Regions from separate parts of the Homo sapiens genome. Here region 2 is linked to region 1. Evidence: chromatin loops called from intact Hi-C (ENCODE). Cell type or tissue: PC-3. All regions are shown on one strand. Each heading gives the region's core, and the rest is flanking DNA. Links, peaks and the distances in the headings are about the cores only. Region 1 overlaps TMPRSS5 (transmembrane serine protease 5). Region 2 overlaps LOC107984390 (a long non-coding RNA gene).

Evidence for each region. A loop is a pair of places that touch in the nucleus more often than their neighbours do. Peaks named below come from ENCODE experiments on the same cell type or tissue, not always from the same donor. Only the 100,000 strongest peaks of a DNase experiment are listed, where the experiment ranks them.
Region 2: a loop joins it to region 1, with 13 times the contacts of the local background. A loop is called at or near these places in 2 of 110 quality-filtered maps.

What each region holds. Positions count from the first base shown.
Region 1 is chr11:113,691,361-113,705,418 of GRCh38, forward strand. TMPRSS5 (transmembrane serine protease 5) reads right to left here. Exons shown (of 13, transcript NM_030770.4): 2 at 8,706-8,808; 3 at 8,235-8,333; 4 at 7,545-7,667; 5 at 5,923-6,058; 6 at 5,498-5,611; 7 at 4,040-4,083; 8 at 3,118-3,280; 9 at 1,711-1,889. Among named protein-coding and RNA genes, the nearest start is that of TMPRSS5, 7.9 kb to the right of the region's middle. In PC-3, for the core only: no CTCF peak of the experiment used is centred there; a DNase peak (open chromatin) is centred at 6,841; H3K27ac peaks cover 903 bases.
Region 2 is chr11:113,579,368-113,595,524 of GRCh38, forward strand. It overlaps LOC107984390 (a long non-coding RNA gene), which reads right to left. Exons shown (of 3, transcript XR_001748391.2): 2 at 10,658-10,746; 3 at 7,033-7,406. Among named protein-coding and RNA genes, the nearest start is that of DRD2, 110 kb to the left of the region's middle. RefSeq lists silencers at 5,560-5,854, 14,508-14,627 and an enhancer at 8,137-8,186. In PC-3, for the core only: a CTCF peak has its summit at 8,251; a DNase peak (open chromatin) is centred at 8,214; H3K27me3 peaks cover 951 bases.

The DNA.
Region 1 (14,058 bases), core at 3,319-11,318:
CACTTGGGGAGAACGCCATGTCCTTTTCAATTCTCTTTCAGTCCCTCTAACCGCATCACAGAGAAAGACTTCATTTGGTGCTGGTCTGTGCCTTTCTTACTGCCTGCCGTCCTCCCACCAAACAGGAGACAGCACGCCCAGGTGCAGCAACTTCTGCAGCGGACTCAGCTACCTAGAACTTCCACACTGATTTCTTTTCATGCTACATATTTTTGTGGTTAGGATCTATTTATTATAAGTAACATAGGTTCTCTAGTTAGGTAAGTAATATAGGTTCTCTAACTAGAGATACTAATTATTATCTATTTACTATACCTATTTTGTATATTTAAATAGTAAATATGCTATTTACTTACTATACTATATAGTAAATATACTATTTATTATAACTAAATAAGTATATTTAAAAGAGAAATACTACTACAGTAGATACTCATGTAGTATCTACTACTTAGATACTAATATAGTCGTATTTTTCTTTTAAATACACTTATTTCGGTCAACTAAGAAAGTTTTCTTTTCCTTTTTTTTCTTTTTTTTTTTTTGAGACGGAGTCTTGCTTTGTCACCCAGGCTGGAGTGCAGTGGCATGATCTCAGCTCACTGCAATCTCTGCCTCCCAGGTTCAAGTGATCCTCCTGCCTCAGCCTCCCGAGTAGCTGGGACTACAGGCATGAGCTACCACACCCAGCTCATTTTTGTATTTTTAGTAGAGACGGGGTTTCACCATGTTGGCCAGGCTGGCCTTGAACTCCTGACCTCAAATGATCTGCCCACCTCACCCTCCCAAAGTGCTGGGATTACAGGCGTGAGCCGCCATGCCCAGCCTTAGAAATATCTGTTGAACGATAGTTCACGTATGTGATACAATTTGTGAAATGTGTATGGCAATGACTGTTATTTGGGAAACTTAAGGCTACAGGTAATGACGGGAGGAAGGAGTGTTAAGTATATGTGAACGTATATGTGTGTGTACAGTGTGCATGTTTGTGTGTGTGGTGTGTGTGCGCAAGTGTGTTCATGTGAGCACGTACATGTGAGCATGTGTGAATGCTCACGTGTGAGTCTATGTGCACATGACTGTGTGAGTGCATGTGTGTGTGTGTTTGTAGGTGAATGCCCACATGCACGTGTGTGTCGGGGAGAGTGGCTGCTGGTATAGCTCCAGCCTGGGCTCACGGGCAGGTGCAGCAGCAGGAGGAGCCCTGGCATCAGGCTTAGGAACTGTTTGCCACATGACCTTGAAGAGAGTTGCTTCCCTCCCTGCACTGCAGTGCTCTTGTCTGTATCTACCTGTTTCAACTATCTATCAGGGTTGTTACGAGGACTGAAAGAGAAGATATTTGAAAAAATGTATCTCATAAACTGTAACATGGCACCAAATGGCTAGGACCCGAGGCTAGCCTGGGGACAGGGGTGGAGCAGCCTATTGGTGGATGGGGCAGCTGCTTCAGACCTCAAGGCAAAGCCCACCTGCCCCCTAGCCATGAAATGGGTCTGAACCTCTTTTCCCAAAAGAGCCTGTACAAGAGTTGATAACAATTTCAGAACCAGATGATGCCAAAATTCACTAGTCCCAAAATAAATAGAATGTTTTAAGGTTTACAGTGTTCAGAGGAAACTTCAGAAATCAGCTCACCACTCTCCCACCCAGCCCCCGCCCTCTCTCGCCATAGTCTCCAGCCTGCCCACCCTCAAGCCAGTGCCGCACCTGAGAAGTTGAGAGCGGTCTGGAGCCTCAGGAGGGCGACGTCGTAGTCATGATTCTGGGCACTGTAGAGGGGGTGTGGGATAATCCTCTCCACCAGAGCCCCTTGGTGGGGCCTGACGGCACTGTGGCTGACCAGCCCCGCATGAACCCGCCAGCTGGACAGGCGGGCCAGCCTGAAACTGCACACAGGGGCCATGCTGAGCGGGGAAGGAAGGGGCAGAAGAGGTGTTCCTAAGCAAGGTAGCAGGTGGAGGAAGCTGGCCAGAGCAGCCATTGGTGGGGGGGCCGTCAGCAGGCGGTGAGCTCCCAGGCCCCACAGACTATGCCTCTTAGTATCACCCCAGCAGCCGGCAAGACACTGGGCATGCAGTAGGTGCTTAATAAATGCTGCAGGACTGATGGATAGAGAAGACTATGGGTCATCTGCAACCACCACTCCCTCTTTCCTGCATAACTTCCCTCCAAGTTTTATAACAAACACATAGAGGGCCTTGTGTTGGAAAAACTTCCCCTGGTCCCATCTCTCAACTTACTGTGTGTGATCATGGGAGAGGCACTTCTCCCTCTCAGCCTCGGTAAAATGGGGATTACACTCTCTGCCCTGTCCGGCACCAAGAGAAGATCAAAGAGCTCATTCACTCATCATTCATTCATTCCTCCAAGTCATATTTATTAAGCACCTACTATATTCCAGGGACTGTTCTAGACCCTGGGGACACAGCAGTGGATAAATCTACAAAGAGATTTAGTGGTAAATAAGACTGAGAGTCCCTGCTCCTGCAGAGCTTCCCATCTAAAGGGGAAGAAACATATTAACCAAATAATTACATGGAAAATGATTGAACCAAAGATAAGCCTGAAGAAACACAGGATACTGTGAATGTGAAAGTATTTTTAACACTTAAAAGCTAATGAGGCCAGGCACGGTGGCTCACGCCTGTTATCCCAGCACTTTGGGAGGCTGAGGCAGGCAGATCACCTGAGGTCAGGAGTTCGAGACCAGCCAGGCCAACATGGCGAAACCCCATCTCTACTAAAAATACAAAAAATTAGCTGAACATAGTGGTGCCCAGCTGAGGCACAAGAATCGCTTGAACCCAGGAGGTGAAGGTTGCAGTGAGCCAAGATTGCGCCACTGCACTCCAGCCTGGGCAACAAAGTGAGACTCTGTCTCAAAAAAAAAAAAAAAAAACTGATGAATATAAAGAACAAATCTTCATATTATTACTGTTATTTGTGCAGATCTGTTCTTGATACTGAATGAGAGAACTTCACAAACACCAGTCTTACCCTTTTGGAGCAAAAAGCTGGAGACAGTTGGACACGAACATTTGATACAGGACATACCAACAGCCGAACAGAAAGGGCAACTGAGGCTCTCTGTCCTCAGCAGCCACAGAGACTTGCCTGTGCATACAATGTGCAGCAGTCACCACCCAGCGTGGCGCTAGCACAGAGCCCCCACACGTGTGCCGGAAGCCCAGGGCCACGCTGGCCTGCCACGGCCAGCGCCCAGGAGCCACAGACTGCCCACCAACTATCCGGGAAGCCAGGGGCCTCGCTCCACACTCTGCCAACAGAGATGGGTGAGATAGAAAGAGAGAGAGAGGTGAGTGTCAGCATGGTCCTAACTCTCAGGAAGCGTGGCCCAGTGCTAAGCCCCAGAGAGCCAGTGTGGACAGCTCTCCTTTCTTATTCCTGGTCCTAAGTATGGGGGATGGGAAGGTAGAAGTGTTGATTTCACCCCTGCCTGCCCCATCCAGCTGTGGGCCCACTGAAAGCAGAAACTGTATCTGCACTAATGGAGCCCTAGTACCTAACAGAATGCCTGTCCTGTAGTAAAGGTCGAAGTGTTGGTGTGTGGAAGGATGTGTGAATGGACAGATGAAGAGACGGGTAGATGAACGGGAAGACCAATGAAAGGAACTCCACAGATTGCTTCCCGTTTGGTACCTGATTCACCACCTGCCCTTAGTTTCCTGAAGCTGCTAACAGGTCACTCAATAGCCAATAATAATTTCACCTCTGGGGCTTTCCAGAAGAAAGATGGAGTTGGTGTCAGAGGCCAAGGAAGAGAGTGGCAGGTAGTGAAGGAAGGAGATCATCAGCCCAGATCTGTGGCTGGTGAGGGACATGATGGAGGCTTAGAAAGGGTTCGGCTGGGGCAGAACAGCAACTGCAAGAAGGGGCCTGGCAGGCAGATGGGCAGGTGGGCAAGACCCCTACCCCAGGCCCAGCAGAGTCTCACCATAGGGCTCTTCCACACTTGAGGCAGGGGGAACACCCCTTCCTCTCACCGCCACCTCCCCTAGACCAAGATATGACTCACCAGAGCATCTGAGGGAAACAACTTGACCAGAAGTGCAGTTGTTCCTGCAAAACAGAGGTACCAACAAGAAGCTGGGCAGGGGCCGCCCTGCAGCCACACACATCCAAGGACGTGAAGAATGGGGGAGGCTGGTGGGGGTGGTGGACAGTTCTTAAGGCTGTCATGTAGCCACAGCCTGAAGAATACCACCATTTCCTTCCTGCCCCCACCCAAACACTCAGACCCCTCCTCATCAGTGGTCCCCAGGACAGGAGCACACCTCCTGCCTAGTCTCCCAGAGGGCAACAGAAGGACTTCATGGTCCTTGCAGATCAACTGGGACATAGTGTGTTTACAGATGAGAAAGCCACACTGTTCCCACTAAGTGTCCTGAATGAATACACACTCAATGAATGAATGAACGGATAGGTGAGTGTGTGGGTGACTAGGGTTCTTCACCCCATGCTCCTTCCTAGGTTTGCTGTATTCTCCACCCTGGTCCCTCTGCCTGGGCTTTGCATATTCATATTCTTGCTCTCCTCTTTCCCCTCTTCTCTCTTAGCTCTTAGTTCCTTTTTTGACCAAAACTCTCTTCTCTTTCTTTACTCACCTCTTGCCCCTAGCAGTCCAATGTCTAGACCCTCTTAGTTTCTCCTAGTTTCCCAAATCCATAGCCCTCCCGGCTCTCCTGGAGGAGTCAGCCCCACCCCTACTTCCATTTTCCCATTCAGGTATCCAAGACAAGAACCCTGTCAGAACCTTCCCAACTCCAGCCACATTCCTGAGCACAGGAGCTGGACAGGAGGGGCCTGAAGGAACAGTTCAAATTGGAAATGTGGTAATGGGGGTGCCCACCTTTCTATCCCAGGAGGCTGATAGGCAGATTGAGGAAGCCTAGGAAGGCACAAAGACCCTCTCCGCTTGTGCCCCAGTCATACCAAACCATCCCCAGGATCTGGGGAAGGGGCTGCTCCATTCCACAGCCCTCTTCTCTAGGAGACTCTCCAGACTACAAGCAACTCTTAGCCAGAGCAACTCAACCATCTCTTTCCTGAAATATCCGAATTATCCAAATAATGTGTGGCAGGATTCAGAGAGCACTTAGCTTGGAGACAGGAGCCTGGTTTCAAGGCTTGACTTAGCTGCTTATTACTTATGTGACCTTGGACAAGACTCTTTAACCTTATTAAGCCTCAGTTTCCTAACCTGTAAAATGGTGATGAGTACCATGTCAAATCTTGTGACAATAATAACCAACCCTACATTTCTTGTGAAGGGCAAATAGCAGATGTGAAGTGGTGACAGACAGGGCTCATGTGAACTGAGTTTGTAATTTCTAACTAGGAAATGTTCCTCTTTGTCCTCCTATCATAGGCCACCAGTGTCCTCCCCACCGGCATCCCAAGAAAGGAGATTTTTGCTGGATTGACCACCAGGAAGTAAGGGACCCCACTCACCTAACAGCCTCAGTAGTCCTACCTGGGCTGCCACGCCTCCTCCAGGAAGCCTCCCAGTCTAGGAGAGAGCTGAGCAAACTCCTGGGAACTGTTGAGTTTGATGTCAGTGAGGTTTACTCCCTTGTGGTGAGTGAGTCTTGGCAGAAGAAGGGAATAGAACAGGAGGAAATCATAACTGGAATATGTACGAGATATAATACTAGTATAGTGACCGCAAGACTGTGATAATGATTACTGCTGGGGTTTATGCTTGTTAAAAAGCAGTAATACTCCAAACAGAGAAATGGGCTGGGGCACCATTGTGCCCAGAGGCCAGAAGATGGCCAAAAAGACCTCTTGACATTTCCTGAGCACATTGACCAGTGACGGGCAGGTAGAGGTCTCCAATTCCCATCCCACACCAGCCAGGCCTCCCCCTTCACAGGACCCACATCTAACTCCTGTTACCTGAGATGCCCAAGGCTCCAGCAGATCTGCAGCCCCAGGGCGGGGCTCCAGCCCTCATGGCAGACCAGGAGCCAGCGTGGCTGATCCCTCACTTGCGCTTCCAGCAAGAAGTCTTCGCTGTTTATTCTGAAAGATACTGAAATCACAGCATGAAAACCACATGGGAGAGGATGGTGGTGGTAGGGTGGGACAGGAAGAGCTGGACCCAGGATTCTGTAGTACTTGAAGAGGCCTTAATGACAGCATCTGGATCACCCAGTGCCAAGTTCCCTGCTCCCCGGAGAGTGAGACCAGTCCCAAGAGCAGTATCACCCCTTTTGGTAGAGCATTTCAGTTTTCTATTTTAACCATGTGTTTTTAAGCGTGGTCTACCATTCATTGTCACAGCAGCCCTGTGCAATGAGTACTGCCATCCTCTCCATTCTGCAGAAGGAGAACTAAGGCATGGAGTTTAAGCAACTTCCCCAAGATCACAGTGTCAGGAAATGATGGATCCAGGACTTAGATCCAGGTCTTCTGATTTCAAATCTTGTGATAATAATAATTACCAGTTGTTGAGTGTATGCTTTTTCCAGGCTATTATGGACTGACTCATGTCCCCGCCCCCAAACACACACACACAAATTCATATGTTAAAGCCCCAACCCTCAATGTGACTGTATTTGGAGACAGGGCCTTTAAGAAGGTGATTAAGGTTAAATGAGGTCACGAGGGTGACGCCCTGATCCAATAGAGCCAGTGTCCTTATAAGAAGAGGAAGAGACACCAGAGAGCTCCCTCTCTCCTCAAGAGCAGAGGAAAGGCCCGGGGAGTACACAGGCAGAAGACAGCCATCTACAATCCAGGAAAAGAGCTCTCTCCTGAAACCGAATTCCACAGCACCTTGATCTTGGACTTCTAGCCACCAGAACGGTGAGAAAATAAATGTGGTTTAAACCACCCGGTCTGTGGTACTTAGTCATGGCAAACCAAACAGACTACTACACAAGTTCTGTGCTGATATCTTTTCTTAGATTAGTTTGTTTTATCCTTAAACAATTTGTGCAGTAAATATTTATATTTCCATTTTATGGAGAAGGAAACAGAAGCAACAAGAAGTAATGTGCCCAAAGTCACACAGTCAAAGACAGACTCCAACCTTATTCTAATGAGGTTATTCTAAGCCCCAGCCTCTGGACAGCATTGTACCTTCTGATCCCCAACTCTTACCTGGAGGGGAGGGGACAATCAGGAGAGGGAGAGTGGGGATGAGGTGGGCTGATGTTCCCAGGTCCCTAGGTGGCCCTGCTGGTCACACACTGGCTCCCACACACACACACCTGATCCCTCCTCCCCCATGTCCCTGGCTCACTCTGCCCCAAATGGCAAGTTTCCATCCCTCCTGCCAGCCTGGTCTCCGGACCTTGCCCCAGCTAGAGATCAGGACAGTCCTCAGGCAGTGCTGAAAGCCCCAAATCAGAGATCACTGCAAGGTGACACCTTGTCACTGCCCTCACACTAGAGGAGGGAAACACATATGGTTGGCAGTGAACAGATGGCCCTTCAGTGTCGGTTCTCTTGCCCTCAGCTGTGACAGGTCCCTGCTGGGGAGGGAGGCCCGTAGCCTTAGGGGTGCAGCCCACCTGTTTTGGGAAGTGCAGGGAGCAGAGCTTCCTCAGCGCTGGCCTCTGAGCAGCTCAAAGTTATCTCCTCATCCTGCAAGGTCCCGGAAATGGGCTGAGAGGCAGCAGGACACAGATACAGCACTTTAGAGAAGAACAAAGAGAAAGGGTCTGATTTCCAAAGGAAGGTGTCAAGGTGCTGACCTCCTCATCAGCCACCTTGCTCTCAGGCAGCTCCCCAACCAACCTGCTGAGGAGGGGCATAGCGCTCCATCTCTCTCGGCCTCAGCCTCTATCTCTGCCTCTTTGACTCTCCTTTGTCTGTCTGTCTCTCTCTCTCTCTCTCTCTCTCTCTCTCTCTCTCTCTCTCTCTCTCTCTCTCTCTCTCCCTCTCTCTCTCTCTCTCTCTGTCTCTCTCTCTCTCTAGCTGTCTCTCAGTATGTCTCTGTCTCTGTCTGTGTGTGTTCTCTCTGTGTCTCTCTCACTGGGAAAGATTTCCAGAAAAAGTCTGACTACGGCCTCCTTGGATCATACACTTTGTTCTTCTTTATGTAGAGCCTAGATCCCTCCTGCTGCAATTTCACCCTTTCTCCCCTTGTCTGCACAGAGTAGTTGAGGAAGACAGTTGTCCCATTTACCTTTAACACCTGCTCAGCACCTGCTTCTCCCTTCCAACCTCCCCCACACCAGAGAAAGGCCCCCAGCACTGACCTAGGAGCCATGAGCCAACACCTGCACCGGCCAGCAGCCCCAGGGCTCCCAGCACTGCACAGCCACGTCGCATGGAACGCCAGCACACTGCCTGAGAAACTGTGGGAAAGGGCAGAGGGGTATCTGGGTCCCCTGCTCCTGCCAGCCTGCCTTACTTCACCCTAAGTCACCACTATGGGGCTAGGCACCCACAGAGCTCCAACAGGACACCTCCTCCTGCCCCATCAGCCCAGATTAGGGAGGGAGTGGGGGCAGGGGAGGATGGAGAGGGCCTGATCACTGAAGCCCACAAATCCCACTCAATCCCTAAAGTGGGAAATGGGGAGCAGAAGCAGGTCTGGGGATAAAGAGTGAGACAGCCTCTCACCATCAATCATGTGGGGCTGACCCCAAGGAGGATCCGGGGAATGTAGGATGATTGCCCTCCACTGTCCCCACCCTGTCATTCCCCTATGGCCCAGTCTGGCCTACTGGGATGCTGCTGGTCTCCAGGCTCTGCTCTGAAGATCCCAGGTCCTGGGCCCTCCTCTGCATACTGGGCCTCCATAGGGGGTTGGTCATCCAGCATCAGGCTCTGGGGAAATAAGGGCCAGACACCCAGGATCCCCACATCAAGGACTGCTGAGAGAAGTCACAGCCCAGTCCAAGTCCCCATTCTTTAACCCCAGCCATGATTCCATTGCCACTTGTAAACCTCTACTCATCTTGGAGACTCCCTGTATATTCCCACAAATACCTTGCCAGGCTCCCCTGTGCCCTCCTGGGGCCCCTAACCCCAATGACCTTACTCTCACATGGCCAGTAGCAAACACTTGAATGCAGATTTGGCCCACTCCAAAGCCTGCACTCCTAGCCACTCCTTCATCTTCCATAAACATTGAAGGCATCTACTAAAGTCCCTCAACACACTCCTTCAGCTTCAAGATCCCACCCTTCTTCATTCCCTCCTATCTCAGAGGAAGAAGTGCCCCTCCACCATGCACCCACCCATCCACCCATTCATTCATTCCATAGATATTTGGTCCAAGTGCACAGGTCACTATAGGGGACACTATAGGGAGTTCAGAATAAACCAACGTGGACCACTCCCCACTCTGACTGTGTCAAAGAACCTGTAGTCTGGTCCTGAAGATAAGTCATGTAAAGCACTATATGTTAAGTGACAGAAGGAAAGTTCAGCTAAACTACCTGATATGGTTTAGCTGTGTCCCCACCCAAAATCTCATCTTGAATTGTAATCCAAATTGTAATCCCCATATGTTCGGGTAGGGACCTTGTGGGAGGTGATTAAATCATGGGGCTGGTTCCCAAATGTTGTTCTCATGATAGTGAGTGAGTTCTCACAAGATCTGATGGTTTTATATGGGGCTTTTTCCCTCTCCACTCTGCACTTCTCTCTCCTGCCACCAGTTGAAGAAGGACATGTTTGCTTCCCCTTCTGCCATGATTGTAAGTTTCCTGAGGCCTCCCAGCCATGAGGAACTGTGAGTCAATTAAACCTCTTTGCTTTATAAATTACTCAGTCTCCAGTAATTCTTTATAGCAGTGTGAGAACAAACTAATACAGTAAATTGGTGCTGCTGTAAAGATACCTAAATATGTGGAAGTGACTTTGGAATTGGGTAACAGGTAGAGGTTGGAATAGTTTGGAGGGTTCAGAAGAAGACAGGAAGATGTGGGAAAGTTTAGAACTTCCTAGAGACTTGTTAAATGGTTTTGACCAAAATACTGATAGTGATATGGACAATGAAGTCCAGGCTGAGGTGGTCTCAGATGGAGATGAGGAACGTCTTGGAAACTGAAGGAAAGGTGACTCTTGCTATGCTTTAGCAAAAAAGTGAAGCATTTTGCCCCTGCCCTAGAGATCTGTGGAACTTTGGTGGTTTTTTTTTGGCGGGGGGGGGTGTTTTGTTCAACTTTATTGAGGCATAATGCACACTCAAAATATTACATACATTTTAAGTTCTCAGATCAAAACTTTGACAAATGTGTACACCCACATGACCAACACAGTCAAAATATAGGACATGAAGGTCACCCCAGAAATTTTCCTTCTGCCTTTTTGCAGTTAACTCCTCCCCAACTCACAGCCCTGGAAAATCACTGATCTGTTTCTCTCACTGTATATTAGAGTTCCCTTTTTTATAGTTTCATATAAATGAAACCATGTGACATATAGTCTTTCTTTTTTTTTTAATTTTTTTATTTTACTTTAACTTCCAGGATACATGCACAGAACTTGCAGGTTTGTTACATAGGTATACATGTGCCGTGGTGGTTTGCTGCACCCATCAACCCGTCATCTAGGTTTTAAGCCCTGTATGCATTCGGTATTTGTCCTAATGCTCTCCCTCCCCTTGTCCCCCACCCCCAGTCAGGCCCCGGGGTGTGTTGTTCCCCTCCCCATGTCCATGTATTCTCACTGTTCAACTCCCATTATGAGTGAGAACATGTGGTGTTTCTGTGTTAGTCTGCTGAGAATAATGGCTTCCAGCTTCATCCATGTCCCTGCAGAGGACATTATCTCATTCTTTTTATGGCTGCATAGTATTCCATGGTGTATATGTGCCACATTTTCTTTATCCAGTCTATCATTGATGGGCATTTGAGTTGGTTCCAAGTCTTTGCTATTGTAAATAATGCTGCAATAAACATATGTGTGCATGTGTCTTTACAGTAAGATGATTTATAATCCTTTCAGTATATACACAGTAATGGGATTGCTGGGTCAAATGGTATTTCTGGTTCTAGATCACACTGTCATGAGATCTGTGGCTCTTTGGACTTGAGAGAGATGATTTAGGGTATCTGGCAGAAGAAATTTCTAAGCAGCAAAGTGTTCAAGAGGAAAGAGAGCATAAAAGGTTGGAAAATTTGTAGCCTGATGATGTGATAGAAAAGAAAACCCATTTTCTGAGGAGAAATTCCAGCCTGCTGCAGAAATTTGCATAAGTAATGAAGAGCTAAATGTTAATCACCAAGACAATGGGGAAAATATCTCCAGGGCATGTCAGAGACCCGCAGAGCAGTCCCTTCCATTACCAGACCAGAGGCCCAGGAGAGAAAAATGGTTTTGTGGGCCAGGCCAGGACCCCCTGTTCTGTGCAGCCTGAGACATGGTACTGTGTGTCCCAGCTGCATCAGCTCCAGCCATGGCTAAAAGGGGACAAGGTACAGCTCAGATCATTGCTTCAGAGGGTGCAAGCCCAAGCCTTGGCAGCCTCCTTGTGGTGTTGAGCCTGCGGGTGCACAGAAGTCAATAACTGAGGTTTGAAAACCTCCACCTAGATTTCAGAGGATGTATGGAAACACCTGGATGCCCTTGCAGATGTTTGCTACAGGGATGGAGCCCTCATGGAGATCCTCTGATAGGGCAGTATGGAAGGGAAATGTAGGGTTGGAGCCCCCACACAGAGTTCCCACTGGGGCACTGCCTAGTGGAGCTGTGAAAAGAAGGCCACCATCCTCCAGACCCCAGAATGGTAGATCCACCAACAGCTTGCACTGTGAGCCTGGAAAAGCTGCAGCCCATGAAAACAGCCAGAAGTGGGGCTGTGCCCTGCAAAGCCACAAGGGCAGAGCTGCCCAAGGCCATGGAAGCCCACCTCTTGCATCAGCGTGACCTGGATATAAGGCATGTAGTCAAAGGAGATCATTTTGGAACTTTAAGGTTTAACGACTGCCCTATTGGATTTCAGACTTGCATGGGGACTGTAACCTCTTTATTTTGACCAATTTCTCCCATTTGGAATAGGTGTATTTACCCAATGCCTGTATCCCATTGTATCTAGGAAGTAACTAACTTGCTTTTGATTTTACAGGCTCATAGGCAGAAGAGACTTGCCTTGTCTCAAATGAGACTTTGGACTTGGACTTTTGGGTTAATGCTGGAACGAGTTAAGACTTTGGGGGACTGTTGGAAAGGCATGATTGTGTTTTGAAATGAGGACATGAGATTTGGAAGGGACCAGGATAGAATGATATGATTTGGCTCTCCCCTCACCCACAATCTCATTTTGAATTGTAATTTTGAATTGTAATTACCACGCACTGGGGGAGGGACCTCATAGTAGGTGATTGGATCATGGGGGCAGTTCCCCTATGCTATTCTCATGATAGTGAGTGAGTTCTCACAAGATCTGATGGTTTTATAAGGGGATTTCCCCCTTTACTCTGCACTTCTTTCTCCTGCCAGCATGTGAAGAAGAGTGTGTTTGCTTCCCCTTCCACCATGATCATAAGTTTCCTGAGGCTTCCCCAGCCATGCAGAACTATGAGTCAATTAAATCTCTTTCCTTTATAAATTACCCAGTCTCAGGCAGTTCTTCATAGCAGTGTGAGAACAGACTAATACACTACCATCATCATTCAAAAGAATAAGGGCTTACTTCTCATTGAGGTGATCACAGAAGGCTTCCTAGAAAAAGCAGCCTCTGAGACAGGCCCACAGGGATGAAGAGGGTTTGAGCTGATATAATGGGCATTGGGCAGTCCAGACAAAGAGGATTGAATCAGCAAAGGCAAAGGGATAAGAAAGCATAGAGCAGAGTATGTCATATGTGTGTCTGCAGCTCATGAGCCATGAAGAGGAGTAATGAAAATAAGATCTTAAAAAAAACACCAGACAGTTCAAAGCTAAGTCTGCAACCTACTATGTGAACTTGGACAACTCAGGCCATCTCTTCAAATTTCAATTTTCTCATTTGTAAAATAAGAGTAATAACTCCTGCTTTCCAAGGAATAATCTCCCTCCTCGAGTATCTTGTCTCTCTCTGTTATTCTCCATGCCATAAAGTCAGAGTAATCTTTCTAAAATGCAAATATGAGCATGTGAGCCCCATCTCTACCCCATGAGTCTTTGTGGCCTTCAGGATCAAACAGGAGCTCCATGGCATCGCTCACAAAGTCCTCCATGATCTCGCCTGGCCTCACCTCTCCATCCTCACTGCCAGCACTTGCTCCCTCCACAGCAAAATTTGGGATCACACTGACATACGTGCCATACTTCAGTGCCTTCAGGCACTCTCACAACAGAGAGACTTTGCATCTGCTCTCCCCTTTCCCATGTAACTGACTCCAACTGACCCTTCGAGACTCAGCACAGACATCACTTCTCCAGGAAGCTTCCTTCTATGCATACAGCACCTGTTGGGCCCTATATTGTGCTCATTTACTTCCTTCTCTCTCCTTTCTCACTGGTTTTTGCATCCCAGGGCTAAGCACAGAGCCTGGCACAAAGTGGGAATTCAGTTAAAGTACATTAAAGGAGGGAAGGAAAGAAGGGAGGGGGGAGGGAGAGACAGAGGGGGAGGTACAAATAAGATAATGTGAATTAAAATGACTTTAAAAATTGTAAAGCCCAATACAAATGTTAAGTATAATAATATTAATAAGAACTACACCTAAGCTGTGGATCCTTCCCCCCAAAATTTATAATCCAGTAGGGTAGATAAGATCTCTCAAAACTGAAGCAACTCCCGTTTCCCCTGCAGACTACTGTCTCCCCTGCATCTTTCCCTGTCAACACATAGGGTTGTACCCAATGAGGATAAAAGCCTGAAATGCTGACTCCAGGACAGTATTGGCTTAAATGTGATTTTCATGTGTCACATGAAATGTTCTTTTCACGCCAAAACCTCCCCAGTCATGCCTTCGTACTCCACTGAACTGTCTTCCTAACCCTCCAGCAGGAGGAAGGAAAGACTTTGTCAGACTCACCTAGGTCAGTCACCTCCAAATTGCCCCGAAAATCATTCCACTGGACCCAGAGCACCCATGCCAGTTCAGCTCACAGACAGCGCAGCAGCCCCAACATCTTGCCTAT
Region 2 (16,157 bases), core at 3,836-11,835, 110 kb before region 1:
AAGCCCTATTATCATAGAAACCCTCCTGCAGAGTGACGGCTCTATTCTTTCTGACGGCAGCAGCCAGTCCCACAGAGAGCTGCAGAGCTCAGCAAGCTGGGAGCCTGAAGTTCCAGGTAACTTCATGTCCTCGTTTCAAAAGTGAAGTTTAAAGAACTCACATCACAGCCTTAGCAGACTTCTCACACTCCACAGAACACGCCAGGACAGCCCAGGAAGGAAGGCTGAGGAAGGTTCAGGAGCACATCCCAGAGGCTGCACACAGGGCCCGGGGCTGCCTCGAACACACTCTGCAAGGGTCTGCAGCACTGAACGTTCTGTCTGAGCTGAGGGAGAACTGCATGACACAGAGAGCATGTGGCTCTAAACTATTCTGGGAAGAGTCACTGGAGATCCTCGAGAGGCCTCGAATTAAAGTAGTCGGCCTCACAATCAGGTGCCCTGTCCAGAAGGGGTCAGATGAACAACTGGAGAGGCCAGACTTCAGTCAGGTTCAAGGCGTTATGCATCTTAAAGCCACACCATGGGCAATGTGCTGAGTAGAAACCTTGACCTGAAATCAAGATGTTGTATACTCTCTTCCTGCCATACTGTTCTCTTTTCTCAGTGGAGATTACATACGGATCCATTAAGACAGCCAGCTCCACCCAGCTGGTAGCTTCAGGCAGGGATGGACCTCTCAGCTGTGCAAGGAGCCTGGCTTCTTCCCCATTATCCTGATGCCCATGTCCCCAACACCCTTCTCCCATGATCAGCCCTGGACCCCAGTAGCAGGTGAACAAACGTATCTGGACAGTTTATTGTGTGCCAGATGTGATACAAGATGCCAGGTAGATGAGATGAATAACAGTAGCAATAGACACTCTATGTGGAGCACTTAACCTGAGCCAGGCATTGCATCTAGATTATTCCATTACCTCCTCCCACAGTCCTGGAAGGGGATGTTGTTATCTCCACCTTACGAACGAAGAAACTGTACCTCAGAGAGTTTAAGGAATTCGACCCGCAGGATTCAAACCCAGGAAGAGTTTGAATTAAAATCTGTGTTCTTACCTCTAAGATATGTCACTTTCCAACATATAAGTGCAGGAATTGGCCTCCCAAAATCTCAGATTGCTGGGCATCTTGATGGTAGCACCCTTCCTCAGACTGCTGTCCCTCTCAAGCTGTAGGTCATCTAGGTTGACAGGTGGTTAACCTGAGACCATGACCCTCCAGAGTGTAAGGGACTTCCTGTTCCATGGGTTTCTGGAGCCTGGGGAACCTCAGCCTCACTGAGGACATAGCCTTCGTAAAGAAGGGAACATCTGTATGAGAGGCAGGGACAGCTTGCTTCCTTGTCCTGTTTCCTCCCTTTTTCTCAAGGCTTAAAAGATGTGCAAGGTCAGCTCAAGAAGGGTAAAAGGACAACAGCCTGAGGCAGAGACACAACTAGGAGCCAGGAGAACTAGGAGGGGTCTGAGGCTTCATGGCACTCATGAGCCACAGACCTTGATAGGCCCCTGTTTATCCCACATTCCCCCAGTTTATATGTTCCAAAGGGAGTTTTAGTAGCAATTTTAGTGCAGTGTTGTCCTTTTGCTTTGGGGCTTGGTGTTTGCCTGTTAACAACCTTCTTCCCACCCACCCTCTCCCCTTTTAATCCATAACTGAATTCCATGCTGGAATTAGGAGGGTCTGCCTCTTTCTGCTATCACCAATGTCTTTGGGTGCTCTGTCTAGGTTTCTCACCAGCTCCAGGGCAGCAGACCTGTGTTGCTCAGTAGTTTGCTGTTCCCCAGCAAGACAGTCACTGCCACTCTCCAAACTCAGGTCAGAGATGGACATGGGGATACTAAGCTACTCAACACAGAAAGAGATCAATTTTTTTATTCTCTATGTAGTGATTTAGCAATGAAACTCCTCTTTTCAGAGACACAAATAAGACCCCAAAGATGTACTGATGGCCACGGTTTCTAACATTTTTCAGAACTAGTTTTCCCTTATGCAAGAAGGCCATTTATTAATAGTAACATTTAATTACTTTGTATAAATAGCCGACTCCATTAAGGAAATAAGAAATGGCAGCAGTGCCTACCACATTAATTGTTTTGGTTGGTTTTTGTTGTTTTTCGTTTTTTTTTTTCTCTCTCTCTCTCTCTCTCTCTTCCCCCCACACCCCCCGCCAAGCTATAGCTTCTGTAGCTTAGTGGATGTTAATTGCATAATTAGAATTAATTGCATTAATTAATTAGTTAGAACATTTAATATTCCCCCAATGGTTCCTCTGAAGTCATTTGTGCTTAAGTCTAACTCTACCAAGGAATAAAAGATCTCCATAAATATTGTGGTAAAAATTTTAGTTATATTTCAATCACTCAGTATTTATTTGCATTAGTTAGGAAAGCCTCCTATTCTTGATTGCCTATCTCAACTTCTCAGCTCTTTCTTAGAGCATTCATTAGCCAAATAACCATGTTGCTACTTGACAGACTTTAGATTGCAGCTTCATGGAAGCCTGAAATGTCTCAGGGACAGGCCAAACCAGAGAGCAAGTGTTACACAATCGCTCCAGCTAAATCGGACAGTCTTCTCTTTCCACCATGTGATGGTTAATACTGAGTGTCAACTTGATTGGATTGAGGGACACAATGTATTAATCCTGGGTGTGTCTTTGTGGGTGTTGCCAAAAGAGATTAACATTTGAGTCAGTGCGCTGGGGAAGGCAAATTCACCCTTAATCTGGTGGGCACAATATAATCAGCTTCCAGCAAATATAAAGCAGGCACAAAAACCTGAAAAAAGAAAGATGGGCCCAGCCTCTCAGCCTACATCTTTCTCCTATGCTGAATGCTTCCTTCCCTCGAACATCAGACTCTGGGTTCTTCAGTTTTGGGACTCAGACTGGCTTTCAGCTTGCAGACAGCCTACTGTGGAACCTTGTGATCGTGTAAGTTAATACTTAATAATTATATATATATATATGTCTATATATATAACCACGAATACTAATATATACTATTAGTGTGTGTGTATATATATATACACACTAATATTTGGGGAATGCACTTTCACTTCAGGCTAGCCAGTCCCTGTTCCTGAAACCCTGGCTTCAAGTCCTCTTCCCTCCTGATCTACCCCTACTTCAACCTACACAGCCATCCCATGCACTTGTTTCCACATAGTCCACTTGGGATCTTGTTTATGTCTTGCTACACTCCAGATTCCCTCTATATGCAGCATTCCCATGGCCAACACCCTTAGTGACCTTAGTGTGTGTGTGTGTGTGTGTGTGTGTGTGTGTGTATATATGTATATATATGTGTGTGTGTATATATATATACACACACACTGTTAGTTCTGTCCCTCTAAGAGAACCCTGACTAATATAGATTTTGGTACCAGGAGTGGTTCTAGAGGAACAGTATATTAAGGATGGAGTTCTTTCATTGGTTTTGGGGTTTCTGGAGTTGGCTGCTTAATATGATTAGGCCCCAAAATGCTAAGGACTCTACTTCTAATAGTATGGAGAACACTGATAGTCCTTGGCTATCTGTGTGCCAGAGGTTGGGAAATAAATCTGACTAAAATTCAGGGAACTTCTACCTCAGTAAAATTTCTAGGGGTCCTGTGGTATGGGGCCTGCCAAGATATTCCTTCTAAGGTGAAGGATAAGTTGCTGCATTTGGCCCCGCCTACAACCAAGAAAGAGGCACGATGCCTAGTGGGCCTATTTGGATTTTGGAGGCAACACATTCCTCATGTGGGTGTGTTACTCCAGCCCATTTATCAAGTGACCCGAAAGGCTGCCAGTTTTGAGTGGGGTCCAGAACAGGAGAAGGCTCTGCAACAGGTCCAGGCTGCTGTGCAAGCTGCTCTGCCACTTGGGCCATACGACCCAGCAGATCCAATGGTGCTTGAGGTGCCAGTAGTAGATAGGGATGCTATCTGGAGCCTTTGGCAGGCCCCTCTAGATGAATCACAGTAGAGGCCTCTAGGACTTTGGAGCAAGGCCCTGCCATCTTCTGCAGATAACTATTCTCCTTTTGAGAGACAGCTCTTGGCCTGTCACTGGGCTTTGGTGGAAACTGAACATTTGACTGTGGGTCATCAAGTCACCATGCGACCTGAACTGCCTATCACAAACTGGGTGCTTTCTGAGTCATCAAGCCATAAAGTGGGTTGTGCACAGCAGCATTCCACCATCAAATGGAAGTGGTGTATATGTAATGGGGCTCAAGCAGGCCGTGAAGGCACAAGTAAGTTACATGAGGAAGCGGCTCAAATGTCCATGGTCTGCACTCCCGCCACCCTTCCTTCTCTCCCCCAGCCTGCATTGATGGCCTCACGGGGAGTCCCCTATGATCAGGTGAGAGAGGATGAGGAGACTAGGGCCTGGTTCACAGATGGCTCTGCACGATGTGCAGGCACCACCCGAAAGTGGACTGCTGCACCACTACAGCCGCTTTCTAGGACATCCCTGAAGGACAGCAGTGAAGGGAAATCTTCCTAGTGGGCAGAACTTCAAACAGTGCACCTGGCTGTGCACTTTGCATGGAAGGAGAAATGGCCAGATGTGCAATTATATACTGATTCATGGAGTATAGCCAATGGTTTGGCTGGATGGTCAGGAACTTGGAAGAAGCATGATGGGAAAATTGGTGACAAAGACATTTGAGAAAGAGGTATGTGGACGGATGCCTCTGAGTGGAAAAAAAAAAAAACTGTGAAGATATTTGTATCCCATGTGAGTGCTCACCAATGCGTGACCTCAGTGGAGGAGAAGTTTAATGATCAAGTGGATAGGATGACCCATTCTGTGGACACCACTCAGCCTCTTTCCCCAGCCACTCCTGTCATTGCCCAATGGGCCCATGGTGGCAGGGATGGAGGTTACGCATGGGCTTGGCAACATAGACTTCCACTCACCAAGGCTGACCTAGCTACAGACACTGCTGAGTGCCCAATTTGCCAGCAGCAGAGACCAACACTGAGCCCTCGATATGGCAGCATTCCTCAGGGTGATCAGCATGCTACCTGGTGGCATGGTGATTATATTAGACCACTTCCATCATGGAAAGGGCAGAGGTTGTCCTCACTGGAATAGACACTTACTCCGGATATGGGTTTGCCTATCCTGCACGCGGTGCTTCTGCCAAGACTACCATCATGGACTCACAGAATGCCTTATCCACCGTCATGGTATTCCACACCGCATTCCTCTGACCAAGGCACTCACTTTATGCTTAAAGAAGTGCGGCAGTGGGCTCATGCTCATGGAATTTACTGGTCTTATCATGTTCCCCACCATCCTGAAGCAGCTGGATTGATGGAACAGTGAAATGGCCTTTTGAAGTCACAATTACAACACCAACTAGGTGACAATACTTTGCAGGACTGGGGCAAACTTCTCTAGAAGGCTGTGTATGCTTTGAATCAGAGTCCAATATATGGTACTCTTTCTCCAACAGCCAGCATTCACCTGTCTGGGAATCAAGGGGTGGAAGTGAAAATGGCACACTCACCATCACCCCTAGTGATCCAGTAGCAAAATTTTTGCTTCCCTGTTCCCACTACATTACGTTCTGCTGGCCTAGAGGTCTTAGTTCCAGAGGGAGGAACACTGCCACCAGGAGACACAACAATGATTCCATTAAACTGCAAGTTAAGATTGCCACCTGGACACTTTGGGCTTCTCCTATCTTTAAGTCAACATGCTAAGAAGGGAGTTACGGTGTTGGCTGGGGTGATTGACCCGGACTATCAAGACGAAATCAGTCTACTACTCTACAACGGAGATAAGAAAGAGTAAGTATGGAATATAGGAGATCCACTAGGGCGTCTCTTAGTATTACCATGCCCTGTGATTAAGGTCAATGGGAAACTACAATAGCCTAATCCAGGCAGGACTACAAATGACCCACACCTTTCAGGAATGAAGGTTTGGGTCACTCCACCAGGGAAAAAAAAAAAAAAAAAAACACAACCTGCTGAAGTGCTTGCTGAAGGCAAAGGTAACCTAGAATGGGTAGTAAAAGAAGGTAGGCATCAATACCAGCTATGACCACGTGATCAGCTGCAGAAATGAGGACTGTAACTGTCATGAGTATTTCCTCCTTCTTTTGTTAAAAACAAAAGAATGTATACACTAGTACTAGAAAATATCTTCATTTTATTTCCTTTTCCTCTATCATGTGATATAAGATTTATTGACTTCACGTCAACATTTAAGTATTGTTAACTTTATGTAATAGTATTTGGGTTGGGGATTGGTGCATTTCTGGTTGTATGAAGGATAGTTGTATTATGTTAGTGTAATTATGACCTTATTATTGTCTTTATTTGAAGATTATATATGATCTCAGGAGATGTGTAGGGGTTCAAGTTGACAAGGGGTGGACTTGTGATGTCAACTTGATTGGATTGAGAGATACAAAGTATTAATCCTGGGTGTGTCTTTGTGGGTGCTGCCAAAAGAGATTAACATTTGAGTCAGTGAGATGGGCAAGGTAGATCCACCCTTAATCTAGTGGGCACAATCTAATCAGCTTCCAGCAAATATAAAGCAGGCAAAAAAAAGGTGAAAAAAGGCAGATGGGCCTAGCCTCTCCTACATCTTTCTCCCATGCTGGATTCTTCCTGCTCTTGAACATCAGACTCCAAGTTCTTCAGTTTTGGGATTCGGACTGGCTCTCCTTGCTCCTCAGCCTGCAGACAGCCTGGGATATGGTATATATATATCCCATATATATCATATATATATATGTATATCCTGTTAGTTCTGTCCTTCTAAGAGAACCCTGACTAATACACACCATATTTGCTGTGAACCAATAATAATAATAATAATATGAAATAACTATGTAATGCGGATATATAACTTACCAGGAACTATGCTGAGTGTGTTATATACATTATCTAATGTATTTCTCACATCAACTCTGGGAGAAATGTATTATTATGGCAGTTTTACTGGTGATGAATCTGACCAGTAAAACTATGTATTTTAAGGCAAATTGTATCATTTGCCTTAAAATTATATCATTTGCCCTGAAATGCATAGCTAGTAAACAGCAGAGCTGAGATTCAAACCCAGGCTGGTCTTGTTCCAAAGTTTATTTACTTACCTATGCCCTTCCATCTTGCTTTCCAATCTACCACAACCTAGGCCTAGAAGGGATGGCATATTGGGTCAGACCATGGTTCTTCCCAGGAGGTTTCAAGTCTCTAAAGATCACCCCCAATGGTTATTTTCTGAAGAAGGTACTCTCATGGGGTGTATTCTCTAAGCAAAATGCATGGAGCCTGCTCTGTCACCACTTACCTCCCTTATCAGCCATTCCGGCCAGTCTGGCCTTCTCTCCGGGTCCACTGAAGCCAAGATGGCGCCACTGCACTCCAGCCTGGGCAACAGAGAGAGGCTCCATCTTGAAAAAAAAAAAAAAGAGAGAGAGAGAGATTAGGGGTATATATTACAGGTAGAGAAAGACACTAGACACATGCACCCATAGAGAGATGACCAGTTGGGCATACACCAAGAAAGTGACCATCTGCAAGCCAAGGACAGAGGCCTCAGAAGAAACTAAACCTGACAACATTATGATCTTTGACTTCTAGCCTCCAGAACTATGAGCAAATAAATTTCTGCTTTTAAACCACCCAGTCTGTGGTATTTTGTTATAGTAGCCCTAGCAAACTAACACGGTGCTCTTCTATGGAGAAGGACTTGTTGAAGGTCTGGCATGATGGAGAGACCAGCTGGGACGCTCACATGCACAGATCAGATGCAGCTGCTACTACAAGTTATTTATTTATTATTTCCTCCCCTTTACCCAGAAAGCTCCAGTGCTCCTGAGGGGGTTGCATGGGGGTGAAGAGGAAGGGAGGTCTACAGGAATAAATACAGAAGGCCAGCCTCCCTGTTTAAGGTGAGTGCAGGGTCAGCTCCTAGGAGATGAAATGGTATTTGCAGTGGAGAAGTTGTTTATCCTGAGGCACCAAATGTTGTACTAGGCTGAACCAGGCAGTGGCGCCTCCAGCCTATCTTACCTTGGCTCAGACCAACTTGGGTCTGGGAGCATAGGCCCATGCTGCCAGCTCCCTGCCATCTCTGAGGCCCACATGCACAGCAGCAAAAGCAGGTAGACTAGAGGATAAAGCCCCAGCCAGGGACACCAATGATCAAAACATTCAGCTGGTTTCTTTTACATGATGTTGCCCAAGTGACTCACCTCTTTGTCATCATCTACTAAATGAGGTCCCCCTTCGTGTCTTCTTAGCTTGGTGTGACGGTAAGCATGATCATATCTCTGCAAGTGCTTTCAGAGGGCGCCCAAGGTCTCTGTAGTGCTGAGGACTATTGAAACTGTTGTGTTATTACTCTTTACAGGAAAGTGTGGTTAGAAAACTCAGAAAGATGACAGAAAAATCAAGAAGCAGACTGAGAAGACTTGGGGTCTTAGAGGCTGAAGAAACTCAGAAGGCCCAAAATGAAGTTGAACTTAGTTGTTATGGCCCAAGAACTGACTCTGGGTGGACAGAGGGGTCTCTACAGCCTTGAAATGTCATAGTCATTTACTCCTCCCCAGTTCCCACCCTCCAAAGAGTTCAGAGCTCTGTAAAGAGGGTAGAGGTTCATCTTGATTAGTCTCTGATTTTTAGAGAAAATAATCATTATCATGCCATGTTCTCTGTGATGGCCACCTCAGATGGGATGCAGGTGGTGGAGTAGAGACAGGCTGGTGTACAGGAGAAGTGGAAGATGGAGTGATGGATAATAGGTGGTTCTAAAGGATGGATCCAAGACTAGCTTAGGATGCAACCACCATACAATACTGTTCTCCATCCAGAAACCTACCAGGGCCATCAAGCAAAACCTTTGGAAAAGAGAAGGCACAGACAGAACAGTAAATTATAAAGAAGCTTGTTTTCTTGCAGTCAGGCTGGGACAAACTTCAGCAAGAAGAATAGTGAAATTCAACAAAGACAGATTTTCCCCACCCACTTCATGCCAAAGAAGGACAATCACATGCCTACCTCTCAGAAACTTTCTCTAGAAGGGGAGAAAAGAAGGGGAAAAGAGATCCCAAAATGGAAAACCATTTCAGCCTGTTCTTTTTTAAAAGCTTTATTGAAGTATAATACGGTGTACCTTTTTTTAATTTCTTTTTTTTTTTCCGTTGAGACAGAGTCTGACTCTGATGCTCAGGCTGGAGCATAGTGGCACGATCTCAGCTCACTGCAATCTCCGCCTCCCGGGTTCAAGTGATCCTCTCACCTCAGCCCCCCAAGTAGCTAGGACTACAAGCGCATGCCACCACGCCAAGCTAATTTTTGTAGTATTAGTAAAGTCGGGGTTTCACCATGTTGGCCAGGCTGGCCTCGAACTCCTGACCTCAAGTGATCCACCCACCTCAGCCTCTCAAAGTGTTGGGATTACAGGTGTGAGCCACCACACCCAGCCTCAGTGTAGCTAAAGTGTAAAATGTGATGAGTTTCAACATATGTGTGTACCAGTAAAGCCATCACCACAATCAAGATAACAAACATCCTCATCATACGTAAAATATCCTGTGCCCCTTTGTAATCCATCCCTGCCTCCACTCCCATCCTCAAAACACCACTGATGTGCTTTCTGTCACTATAGATTAATTTGTATTTTGTACAATTCTTTATGAATGGAATTATACAGCACCTACTCTGCATCAATAATTTGTTCCTTGTTATTACTGAGCATCATTCCATTACATGGATATGTCACAATTTGCTTATCCATTCACCTGGCAATGGCCATTTGGGTTGTTTGCAATATTTGGCAGCCTCAAATAAAGCTGCCATCAACCTGTATAAGAAGGTAAAAAGCAGGCCAATATTTGACTATGGTTTGCCCAGGGCAGGGATCATCTCTCCTTGACAACTCTATTCATGACAACTGTAAAGCTTCCTGTTTTATAAGACTTTAGGGTTTAAGATCTTTAACCTTCATGGCCTCGTTAGGTATTCAGGTAGGTGATGTAGGTTTTAGGCATGATGGCAGGAAATGAGAACATGCTGATCACCTGCTACGTTCAGGCACTGCACTAAATGTTGTGGGGTTCAGAAGGGATATATGACATGCCCTGAAGGATCTTGCATTTTAACACTTTGCAGATGAGGGCACTGAAGCCCTAAGCAGCTGGGAACCTTGCCCAGGGACACTCAAGTGAGAAGAGTTAGCTAAGAAGCAGAGCTCAGGTAGTCAATCTTCCTGTCCAATGAGTCCTCCACACACATGCTGTGTGTGGGTCCCATCTGAACTGGATCATGACCAAGAGACAAAAAGGAAAGCAGGGAGGGAGCAAGGTAAAGAACAGGTATGCAAAGTTATATTCTACCCGATGACCCTCCTCCCCCGACACACGCCAGCTAGAGCTCCAGGAGACATCCTCCGCATCTCTGGCTCCATTTCCAACCTGGCTTATAACTTTCTACTCTTGTCCCTTTTCCCCCACCTGTGGCTAGACTGTTATCTGTGAGGAGAAAATGATGAAGAGGCTTTCCCACATGAGGAGATGGGTTCTGAGCCTTTCGAGCTGATCCAGGGCTCCCCTTTCTTGAGTTATTTTGTAGAGACAATTGCTAAACACCTTCCAGAATCAAAGTTCTGTTTTAGAAGGAATCCCTGTCTTGCTGTACCCACCATATTGCAGCGGGTCTTGCAGGTGGCCAAGTCAGTAGAAAGCTCCATGATGATTGGCTCTTGTCCCCAGCCTCCATGGGTAGGTACAGCTGGGAATAGAAGAGAGACACAGATTAAGAAGCCTCAGGCTCTGCTTTCGGGGCAGTCAATGTGGTAGGAATACAAGCCCCCACACGTATATCAGTGCTTCATTCCTTTTAATGGCTTTAGTATATTTTATTGTACAGATATGCCACATTTTGTTTATCCATTCATCCGCTGATGGACATTTGAAATGTTTCCACTTTTTAGTTATTATGAATAATGCTACTATGAATATTTACATTTTGGTGTGCAGAGGAGTGCATACGACAGAGGCAATAAACTCATCTTACAGCTTTGCAATAGCCATAGCAAGACTGACAGGCAGCAAGGGGAACTGGAGAGTTTGGTGGGCTGTCTGGGAAGGCCGCCTGGAGGAGGCAACTTTTGAACCACTCTTAAAAACTTCATTTTAATACAGGGAGAAGAAGGGCCAGGGTGAGGTGGGCTAATGGGTAGGGGGGGAAAGACAAAAAGAAGGTATTCTACGCAGGCTGAGAAATACCAGACTTCACTTGCAGAAGCTCGGGTATGGATTGGAGTATCAGGTAGATCAAGGAAGAAGAACAAGAACTAATCTTTGGTGAGTGGACTTTGTGCTTCAGGTATGATTCCTACATGAGCCTCATTAGCTCATTAACCTTATTCTAAAACTAAGCTTTCTATGGAAAGAGCTCAGGATCTGGTCAAACAGCCCTAAGTCCCCCATTTAGCACTTATGTGACTTTAACCCGAATCTCAGTTTATTTGTATATAAAATGGAGAATATAGCAGTGACCATCCTCTACTCCATGACATGCCATGGTACAGAGTGCACATCTAAAACACAGAAGCAATGCCAGAATAAAGGGACCTCCCACAAACCACTCAGGACTGTCTCCAGCATGCACCTTCCTCCAGCTCTGTTCTGTTCTGAGTGTTTTCAAGAGGAGTCCTTAGGAAGAGTCCTCTCTGAAACTCCTGAGCCTGCCCAGGAGAACCTAGAAGGCACCAAAAACACACTATCTGCCCAAGGGAAATAGATGGATCCCATTTAGCAGAAGAGCTCCTTAGCTAAACCACAGGAAAGCCTTGGCCACAGATCTCACAGAGACTTATCTAGGCTTGGGCAGGGGAAAGCGGTCTGCTTTTCAGGGCTGAAACACAACCTGCAGCACTGCTGCTGTCCCTGCTGCAGCACCCCCGGGCACGAGCTGTCTGGAAAGGCTGCTGCCCCACCAGCCACTCCAGACATGGCCCTTAAGCCTGAGCATGCTGGGGCCTGGGAGCCTCAGGGCACAGCATTTCCAGTCTCTGGCTGTAATCACAGCTAATTGAATGTCTGCTGATGCCAAAATTGGCTTCTGATTGAATTCAGAACTTTTGTTTAATTAATTATCATCCACTTGAGTACTGCTGCTTCCCTCAGACCAGGTGGTTAACTGTTTCCTCTCTTCTGAGACTGTTGTCTTCCCCCTGAGCCCTAACACTTATACTAAAGAGTTAATCTGCTTCCGGGGAGATGCCTCACTCTGGTTGCAAAGAGGGTGAGGCAAAATGTCAAGGAGTCAAGAAAGTGGAAAGGCACCCAAAATGGGAGAAAACATTTGCAAATCTGATAAAGGTCTAGTATCCGAGTACATAAAAAACGCTTACATCTCAGCAATTTTTAAAACCCCAATTAAAAAACAAGCAAAAGATGCAAATAGACATTAATATATGTCTTCTTTCAAAAAAAAATTTTTTTTTGAGACAGCGTTTTGCTCTGTCGCCCAAGTTAGGGTGCAGTGGCACGATCTTGTCTCACTGCAACCTCCGCCTCCCAGGTTCAAGCAATTCTTCTGCCTCACCCTCCCGAGTAGCTGGGACTACAGCCACGTGCCACCGCACTCAGCTAATTTTTTGTATTTTTGGTAGAGACGGGGTTTCACCATGTTAGCCAGGATGGTCTTGATCTCCTGACCTCGTGATCCGCCCACGTCGGCCTCCCAAAGTGCTGGGATTACCGGCATGAATTACTTTTAACTTTGCAAAAAGATCATTGTCTATGTTATATCTGGGGATTTAAGTTTTTCATTTATATTGAGAATATTCATTTGTATTGATGTGGTGGCAGTAGTGGTGAACTTTATAATTCATAGGCATCGGCGCACTGGCAAATTTTTACAAACCAGCTTTCCAGAAAATAAAATGTCAGCATATGTAAGTTTATTATCAATTTTATTGATAAAAAGAATGTGTTGCACAAATTTACAAATAATAATATACAATCTTCTTTATTATGATTTTAATGTAGCCAATTGATTCTCACAGACTGCTTTTATTGATTTTTGCCAAACTTTTGTATCCATAGCCAATCTCTGATTGCAGTTGAGTTAGCGTAGTTCTCACGAATAAGATGGAAGTAAAGCAATGAAGATAGATCTTAGACTTCACTTGTTTGTCAACAGCATGAAAAATTTTATTGCTGAATTAGGTAATAGTTTTCAAATACGAGACACTATTTTCGTAATTTTTGTGCTATCCACAATGTAACAGCTATAGACATAATGCTTTTTTTTTTTTTTTTTTTTTGAGATGGAGTCTTGCACTGTTGCCAGGGCTGGAGTGCAATGGCGCGATCTCTGCCTGCCGGGTTCAAGTGATTCTCCTGCCTCAGCCTCCCAAGTAGCTGGGATTACGACCACCTGCCACCATATCCAGCTAATTTTTTGTACTTTTAGTAGAGATGGGATTTCACTATGTTGGCCAGGCTGGTCTCAAACTCCTGACCTCAGGTGATCTGCCCGCCTCAGCCTCCCAAAGTGCTGGGATTACAGGCATAAGCCACTGCTCCCGGCCGACATAATGCATTTTTAAGTTTAATCGCCATTACTAACATTTTCTCCATCATTTTCTTAAGTCTGACAATCATCCCGAAAAAGAAACAAACAAGCCTTGATTTGTAGTGTTTTTGCCCATTTTTCCAAAAATACTCCCACTGTGGCCAATTTCCTGCCATTAACATGACATCACTAAACACAGAGTTGAGATGAAGTATTCAGTAGAAATCATAATACAGAATTTCCACCATATAGATCCAATATATATTAATAACCTCAAGAGCATAGAGAATGGTAAAATGTAGTAAAATAATTAGTGATGAGCTTTTAGTATTTACTACTTTTGCTTTTAATATAATTTATTTCATTGTAAGCATATATAATTTGATTGTTAACAATTGCTGTGTTTAATAGCCAGTTCGCAGAATTTCTGGTATGAGCCGGCTTCAGCACATCATTACAGTTTACAGAATATAGAAATGGAATTGCGAGAGTTAGAGATGGGATGCACAGGACTCAAGGTCTGGGTGTGGTCATTGATAAGACCCTGGGCTGTCTCCCTTTAGAGAGAAGGTGAGTCCTTCACTTTGTACGTGGGATAGTTTCATAATGGTAACAGGATATTTTTTGACAGGGAGAGGGTTAGTGAAAATATGAGAAGAATGTATATAAATCTTGGGTAGCCACAATAGTGGATCCATTTATAGGTGTGTACTGGCTTTGGCTACTCTTTATACAAATACCCTTCCAATTTGGGGTGTAAGTCAGAAGTCTACCTGGGTGGCAGGCCCCTCACATCCACTTTAAAAGCCAAAAGAAGTCTCTGTCCCCTCAGTCTGCCCTTGGTCCTGCGGTCAGAATGTGCTGCCAGGGTTTGGCCAATCAGAACTCAACTTGCGTTGTGAATTTGCAGACAAAGTTTCAAAGACACAAATCACTGGTGGCAGCAGTAGTGATGACAGAGCAGAGAGGAAGTGGTGGTGGCCACAGTCCCAGTGGTGACGGAGTCAGTGGTCACAAAAAATCTGACCGCTCCTGAGGCATAAGCTTTGCTGGGTCTTCAGCACCCCGGTTTCCACTGGCTCCTGCAAGATTGTGGAACCAAGGTTCCAAGCCTTTTCATCCACCCTGTCAACTACCAGATATTTTTCCAGTACATTTGTTTTCTGCTTAAGTTAGCCAGAACCCACTTCTGGTTTTGCAACCATAAGCCCTGACTGATATAGAAATCTAGTGTGTATGTGGGGGTGGGGGAATTGCTGGATTGAAGGGAATGTGCATTTTTTACTTTTATTCACATTGTGAAATCAAGTACCAAAAAAGCCTTTACCAAGTTATATTCCTACTAAAGTGTGGGAGAGCACCCCTTCTAAAACTGAGCACGATCAACCCTGTTACTCTTTGCCAAATTAAAAAGCAAAAGTGACATGTCATTTGGATTTGGATTTCCCTGATTATTAGTGAGGCTCAACATCACTTCATATGTTTTTTGCCCACAGTACTTGTATTCTCTTTATTATCTAAGTATGCCCTTCGTCATTGTTTCTTAGGTTATTTGATTTCTCTTGTTTGATTTATAGTAGCTATTTCCTTTGTCTGTCAGATACAGTCAGCCTTCCATATTCATGGGTTCCACATCCATGAATTCAACTGACTTCAGATCAAAAACATTTCAGAAGATAATGCATTTGTACTGAACGTGCACAGCCTTTTTCTCCCTTGTCATTATTCCCTAAACAATGCAGTCTAATAGCTATTTACATACCATTTACATTGTATTAGGTATTAGAAGTAATCTAGAGATGATTTAAAGTATACTGGAGGATGTACATAGGTTATATGCAAATACTGCCCCATTTTATATCAGGGACTTTAGCATCCATGGATTTTGGTATCCTTGGGAGGTCCTGGAACAATTCCCTCAAGGATACCAAGGGATGACTGCATATTGAAAATATTTTCTCCCAGTCTCTTAACTTTATTTTTGATGTTTTTGTCATACTCAATAGTTTGAATGTTCCCATAGGTAAGCTATTGATTTCGTCTTGTTTTTGTTTTTTTGTTTTGTTTTGTTTTTGGCTTGTGGTTTTGTATCTTTCGTAGCAGAACCCTTTCTTTGCCAACTTTTTTTTTTTCTGTTACAGAGTCTGAATTCAGGTGTCATGGGTTCAAATCTTGACGCTGCCTTTTGCTGGCTCCATGACTGTTTGTTCATCTGCAAAACAGAGACAATGATAATGTGTAAAGCACTCGGCACTTTGCCTGGCATTTAGTGATCAAAATTTTGTATATTATTCTTATTGTTACTCAATATGTTTAATCCCTCTGGAATGCATTTTTATGGGTGGCATTAGATAAAGGGTTATATTTGTTTCCTAAGGATGCTATAACAATGTGCCACAAACTGGATGAATTAAACAACACAGATTTATTCTCTCACAGTTCTGGAAGCTGGAAGTCTAAAATGAAGGTGTCAGCAGAGCTGTGCTCCCTCTGAGACCCTGGGCAGAATTCTTCCTTGCATCTTCCTAGGTTTCTGGTGATGCCCACCAATCCTTGGTTTCCTTGTCTTGCAGCTGTGTCTCCAATCTCTGCCTGTCATCACATGTCATTTTTTC